Regions from separate parts of the Homo sapiens genome. Here region 2 is linked to region 1. The links are chromatin loops, found by intact Hi-C in ENCODE. Cell type or tissue: heart left ventricle. All regions are shown on one strand. Links, peaks and the distances in the headings refer to the core of each region. The heading gives the core; the rest is flanking DNA. Region 1 overlaps CHST6 (carbohydrate sulfotransferase 6). Region 2 has its middle 25 kb from the start of GABARAPL2.

Evidence for each region. Hi-C counts contacts between places; a loop is a spot of excess contacts. Peaks named below come from ENCODE experiments on the same cell type or tissue, not always from the same donor. Only the 100,000 strongest peaks of a DNase experiment are listed, where the experiment ranks them.
Region 2: it touches region 1 in a loop (2.3-fold over the local background); 6 of 110 quality-filtered maps call a loop at or near these places.

What each region holds. Positions count from the first base shown.
Region 1 is chr16:75,470,893-75,473,809 of GRCh38, forward strand. CHST6 (carbohydrate sulfotransferase 6) reads right to left here. Exons shown (of 3, transcript NM_021615.5): 3 at 1,160-2,917. Among named protein-coding and RNA genes, the nearest start is that of TMEM170A, 7.7 kb to the left of the region's middle. RefSeq lists an enhancer at 757-1,399. In heart left ventricle, for the core only: a CTCF peak has its summit at 1,065 (motif pointing right); no DNase peak of the experiment used is centred there.
Region 2 is chr16:75,590,272-75,593,188 of GRCh38, forward strand. No RefSeq gene overlaps it. Among named protein-coding and RNA genes, the nearest start is that of GABARAPL2, 25 kb to the left of the region's middle. RefSeq lists an enhancer at 2,822-2,917. In heart left ventricle, for the core only: a CTCF peak has its summit at 1,409; a DNase peak (open chromatin) is centred at 1,090; H3K27ac peaks cover 1,983 bases.

The DNA of each region.
Region 1 (2,917 bases), core at 87-2,586:
CCTGCCTCAGCCTCCTGAGTAGCTGGGACTACAGGTGCATGCCACGATGCCCAGCTAATTTTTATATTTTTAGTAGAGACTGGGTTTCACCATATGGGTCAGGCTGGTCTTGAACTCCTGACCTCAGGTGATCCACCTGCCTCGGCCTCACTAAGGGCTGAGATTAGAGGTGTGAACCACTGCACCCAGCCTAGGGCAGGGGTTTTTGCTTTTTGTCTGTTTTTGGTCCTGCTGTATCTCCAGCTCCTATAATAGCCCAGTGCCTGGTTGGTGCTCAACCCATAATGTGTGTTGAATGAATGAGTGGAGTTCTTGAGGACTGGGAGCAGAATAACACAAGACTTGCAGGACAGGCCAGGTTTTCTGGTCTTACTCCCAAAGGAGAAAATGCTCGATTGGCTGGAATGAATTGCCATCTTGGAAAAATGGATAGTAGGCCAATCCTTTCCATTTCATCAAGACTTTAGCTCTGGTTCTTTCGTTTTTTGTTTGTTTGAGACAGAGTCTCGCTCTATTACCCAGGCTGGAGTGCAGTGGGGCGATCTTGGCTCACTGCAACCTCTACCTCCTGGGTTCAAGCAATTCTCATGCCTCAGCCTCCCAAGTAGCTGGAATTTCAGGCACATACCACCACGCTTGGCTACGTTTTTGTATTTTTTTTAGTAGGGACAGGGTTTCGCCAAGTTGCCCAGGCTGGTCTCGAACTCCTGAGCTCACGCAATCTGCCCACCTTGGCCTCCCAAATTGCTAGCATTACAGCTGCACCCAGCCTAGCTCTGGTTCTTAAGGAACATGGTCTGAATAGAGTCATTCACAGAATAAGGATTTGCACTGTGAGAGGATATTTAAATTGTAAGAGAATCTGCTGGGGGCAGGTGGTGCTTAAATCTAAATCCATTAACTTGTGAAGGTAGTCGGGATAACCCACTGGACCTCAGCATAGGGGTCACTCGACCTAAAGAAATTGCTCGCCTGATCCACTGGTGTGGAGTGGGCCTGTGGGTGAGGGACAGATTCCAGCCCATGGTGGTTTCAGTGTGTGATGAGTGAGATCATTCAGTAGAGGGCGCTGGGAGAACTGATGACTCGCACCGATCAGGAATATTGCATGCAATTTAGATCCAAGCGTAAAACACTAGACTACTAAAGTACTGGAAGCAAGCGTGAAGACCATTTTTATCACTGTAGCAGGACAAAGTCGTTTCAACAAGACATAAAATCCACTGGCCATAAGGAAAGGATTCACATTCAACAATATGATAAACTAGGTGAAACTTTTTGAAATTTGATTGTGATGAGGTGGTGATTTGATTTCACAGGTATATACAAATGTTTAATCAAACTTTACACTTTATGTGCAGATGTTGTATATCAATTATAGCTCAATGAAGCTTCTTTTTTTTTAAGAAGCCTGAGGGGAAAATGCCATAAAGTAAGTTAACAAAACAACAACAACAAAAAACAGATGACAAGCTAGGAGAAACCATTTGCACAACAAAAATAACAAAGCATATTCAAAAGAGGCTGTGGTAAGTCAACAGCAACATGGGCACAGCCTTGAACAATGAAAAAGGAATACAGTTGAGTCATAAGCATGAAAAGATGTTCAGCTGCCCCAGGAATTAAAGAAGTGCAGACTGAAACATCAAGTAACATTTTTCACCCATCAGGTAGGCAAAAATTAAAACCATTGATTTAACCCTGTAGAGGTGATGGGGCAGTTGTGGCAGTGGTGGGGCGCAGTCTGTAGGAGTGGGTGACAAAGGCACATCAAAGACAAAGCTAGGGGACACAGGGTCTGTGGTGGCCATGAGGAGTTGATACAGTGTTGATGTGGATAATATATCTTCTTGATGCAAAATAACAAAAATAAGGCCCACCATTGATTCCCCAACAGCCTCTTGATAGGTGGGTTCTCTGACCTATTCCAGGCAACACTGTTTCTATGCACCCATCAGCCCATCTAGTGCTTTGATTGCCCCTTCTGAGCTCCCACAGCCAGAGCAGAGGCAGCAAGCGTGCCTGCCCCTAATTGTGGGTGACTGCTGGGCCTAGACACTTCTAGCTGCATCACAGGGCCTACAGGTAAGGGGAGACACTAATTACAGCCCTACCAGCAGGGAGGGAGCCTGGACCCTGGTGGAAATTGGAAGCTGCAGGTGCCAGGAGCCCTCCGTTCTCAAGTGTATCGGTTAGGCAATGCTACGTAACAAACCACCACAACACTCAAATGACTGAAACACAATAAGCACTTTTATTGCTCCTAAAGTCTTCGACTTGGCCGCAGTGCTGGGCTCAGCTGGCCTCGCTCATATGTCTTTATAGCTACTCTTCTCAAGTGGTGGACTCAGTTTCCCCACCTCTGAATCTGGGTGAGCCCTGGGACTCCCTTTGGCCAGTAGAAGGTAGCCGAAGTGGCTGCGTGCGGATCAGCTGGAGCTGGCTGGTCTAGGATGGCCTGGTTTGGGACCCCTGAACTCTCCTTCTCATGGTCTCTGCTTGTCCAGCAGGCTGGCCTGGGCTTTCTCCCGGGCAGAGGCGGAGGTCCGAAGCAAAGGAGCAGCACGCAGGTTCTCTTCAGGTGGAGGAAAGCAGAGGCGTCAGCTCAGACTATGCCTTTTTCACATAAAAAATGATTTTCAGCTGAAGGCAATTAAGAAGCAGAAAGTGCAGGAAAAGTTCAGGTTTCCCTCCCCTTTTCTGCCTAAAGGCACGATATAAACTCTCCATCACTGGACACAACCCTTGACTCAGAGGTGGTACCAGAGGCTGCTGCAGACAAATCCTGTTGCATCAGCTTCCTCTCGGATATTTACCATCCCATAGTTTACCACCTTTGGAAGCCTAAAACTGTTGTCCTTGGTCATCCTATCTCTACAAATTTATTGTATTTTTTAAAAATGCTGTGTAAGACAGT
Region 2 (2,917 bases), core at 174-2,673, 120 kb after region 1:
ATACTTTCCCCACATACACATAGAAGTTAGTGGCAGAACTGGTACTAGGACACAATTGCTTGAGTATCTAGGCCCAGTTTTATTCTACTACACAAAGTAATAAGGGCTATGTTTTTGTTTTTTTGCATTTTAAATTTGAGGTATAATTACGTAAAGTACACGAACATTAACGTGTAGACTTAATTTCGACAAATGTTTACACCAATATAATCAACGCTCCAATCAAAACACAGGATGTTTCCATCTCCCAGAGGGTGCTCCTGTGCCTCTTTCTAACTCAACCGCCTGCTCCCCATCCCCCACCACATCAGGCAATAACCACTCATCTGACATCTATCCCTTTTGATTCATTTTGGGTCCCCAGTTTTAAGAAATAAAAATTGAATTCAAACAACTTTGCCTGAAGCCCTTAAATCTTTACAGAATTTTCCTACCACTTTTGGACCATAGGTATAAAGATTTGTTTTGGATTCATCTGGATGGTGTTACAGCAAGTCAGTCTCAGCCCCAGTACAGACACGTTTAAGTTTAAAAGGATTCACATTTATAGGATGTGAAGGTCAACAATTCTTCAATATGGGGTATTAAAAAAACTACTCTTTCTGGAAAATAAATGTACTTTGTCTAAAATATCTGCCTCCTTGGCTGTTTCTGTATTCAACCATTCCTTCGGGATAGCCGCCTATGGGAAGAGCTGCTTGAGCTCTTGAAAGTAAGCACTTAGATACTAAGTATTTTTCCAGTTGGAAGCTGTCTCCTGGTTTCAATAGCTTTTCTGCTGCGGTGGGACTCATTTTAACAGCTCCTCTGGCTTTCCCAGACACCATCTCAGGAGGCAGTGGCAGTTGAAAAGATAACACTGTCCTAAGCCATTTAACTAGCCAGCAAGGGAAGTGGGTTTTAGGAGCTGGAAAATTTTGGCTAAGGCTTGCTCAGAACACTGTCTTAAATCCAAAAAGTCTTGCCAAGGTCCAGGTGGAGGCAGCTTTCCCCCAGCCACAGACACTACCAAATCAGACAGGGCTTGCATTTCTTCCGACCAGAGGCACTGGCAGCCAGGGTTGGTCATTATCTCCATAGCAGCCTTGTTTCCCCAGACAGTGAGCTCATGCTTGGCGCTGATCAACTCCATAAAACAAGGCGTTTAACCCTATGCAGAAATGACTACATGAAACCTATACAATTATTTAAATCAAGCCAAGTTTTGAAAATTATGAAGAAAATACAAATTATGCAACACAGTCATAACATTAGAACCCACTTATGGGCACAGAATAAACAGCAATGCTGAAAGTTTAAACTTCCCTGAAAGAGCCAAATTCCAGAAGACAGTAATTCTGCGGAATTCAGCTGCCTAAAGCAGCTTGTGAGGTTCCTCTTCCCTATGCAACATTGCCTCTACGTGTTTTCTGGTGTTAATGCAGTTTAAGATAGAGAAATCTTTTTCCACTAATTTTTATTTCATTTAAAAAATTTATTTAAAAAATATAATTAACATGGTTCAAAATTTTAAAAGGGTAAAACCAAACACAGCATATTCTCACTCATAGGTGGGAACTGAACAATGAGAACACATGGACACAGGAAGGGGAACATCACACTCTGGGGCCTGTTGTGGGGTGGGGGGAGGGGGGAGGGATAGCATTGGGAGATATACCTAATGCTAGATGACGAGTTAGTGGGTGCAGCGCACCAGCATGGCACATGTATACATATGTAACTAACCTGCACAATGTGCACATGTACCCTAAAACTTAAAGTATAATAATTAAAAAAAAAATTTTTTTTAAAAGGTATTCAGTAAAAAGTCTCCCTCCCACTCCTTGGACCCCAGCCATCCTTTTTCCTGTTCGATGACTGGTTTCTTGTAAGTCGATTCAGAGATACTTTAGTATATACAAGCTAAACAGTTACATATCTTTCATGCCTTTTTTTTTTTTGAAACGGAGTTTTGCTCTTGTTGCCCAGCCTGGAGTGCAATGGCCTGATCTTGGCTCACCACAACCTCCGCCTCTCGGGTTCAAGCGATTCTCCTGACAGCCTCCCGAGTAGCTGGGATTATAGGCATGCACCACTACGCCCGGCTAATTTTTAATTTTTAGTAGAGACGAGGTTTCTCCATGTTGGCCAGGCTGCTCCTGAACTCCCAACCTCAGGTGATCCGCCTGCCTCAGTCTCCCAAAGTGCTGGGATTACAGGCATGAGCCACTGCGCCCGGCCTCTTTCATGCTTTTTTAATATAAATGGCATGGTTGTAATGCTGTTCTGTGCTTTGCTTTCTTTGGATTCACTGTATTTAGAAACAGAACTTAGAAGATATATTTAAATCAAGCAAAATTATATGTTTATTTAATCTTTGACCCAACAATCCCACTTCTAAGACTATCCAAAAGATACAGTGGCAAAAATACAAATTGTTGTATATATGATATGGATTTATGACTACTGCTAGAGTGAAGAAAAAACCAGGGAGGGGACAAGGATGAAAGACCTCTCTGAGTGTACCTTTCTTCAAAGAAAACTAGTTCTAGCCAGGTGTGGTAGCTCATGCCTGTAATCCTAGCACTCTGGGAGGCCAAGATGGGAGGATCGTTTGAGGCCAGGAATTAAAGACCAATCTGGCCATCATAGTGAGACCCCGTCTCTATTTTTTAAAAAACAAACAAGGGGGCCGGGCGCAGTGGCTCACGCCTGTAATCCCAGCACTTTGGGAGGCCGAGGCGGGCGGATCATGAGGTCAGGAGATCGAGACCATCCTGGCTAACACGGTGAAACACCGTCTCTACTAAAAATACAAAAAATTAGCTGGGCATGGTGGTGGGCGCCTGTAGTCCCAGCTACTCAGGAGGCTGAGGCAGGAGAATGGCGTGAACCCAGGAGACGGAGCTTGCAGTGAGTCGTGATCGCACCACTGCAC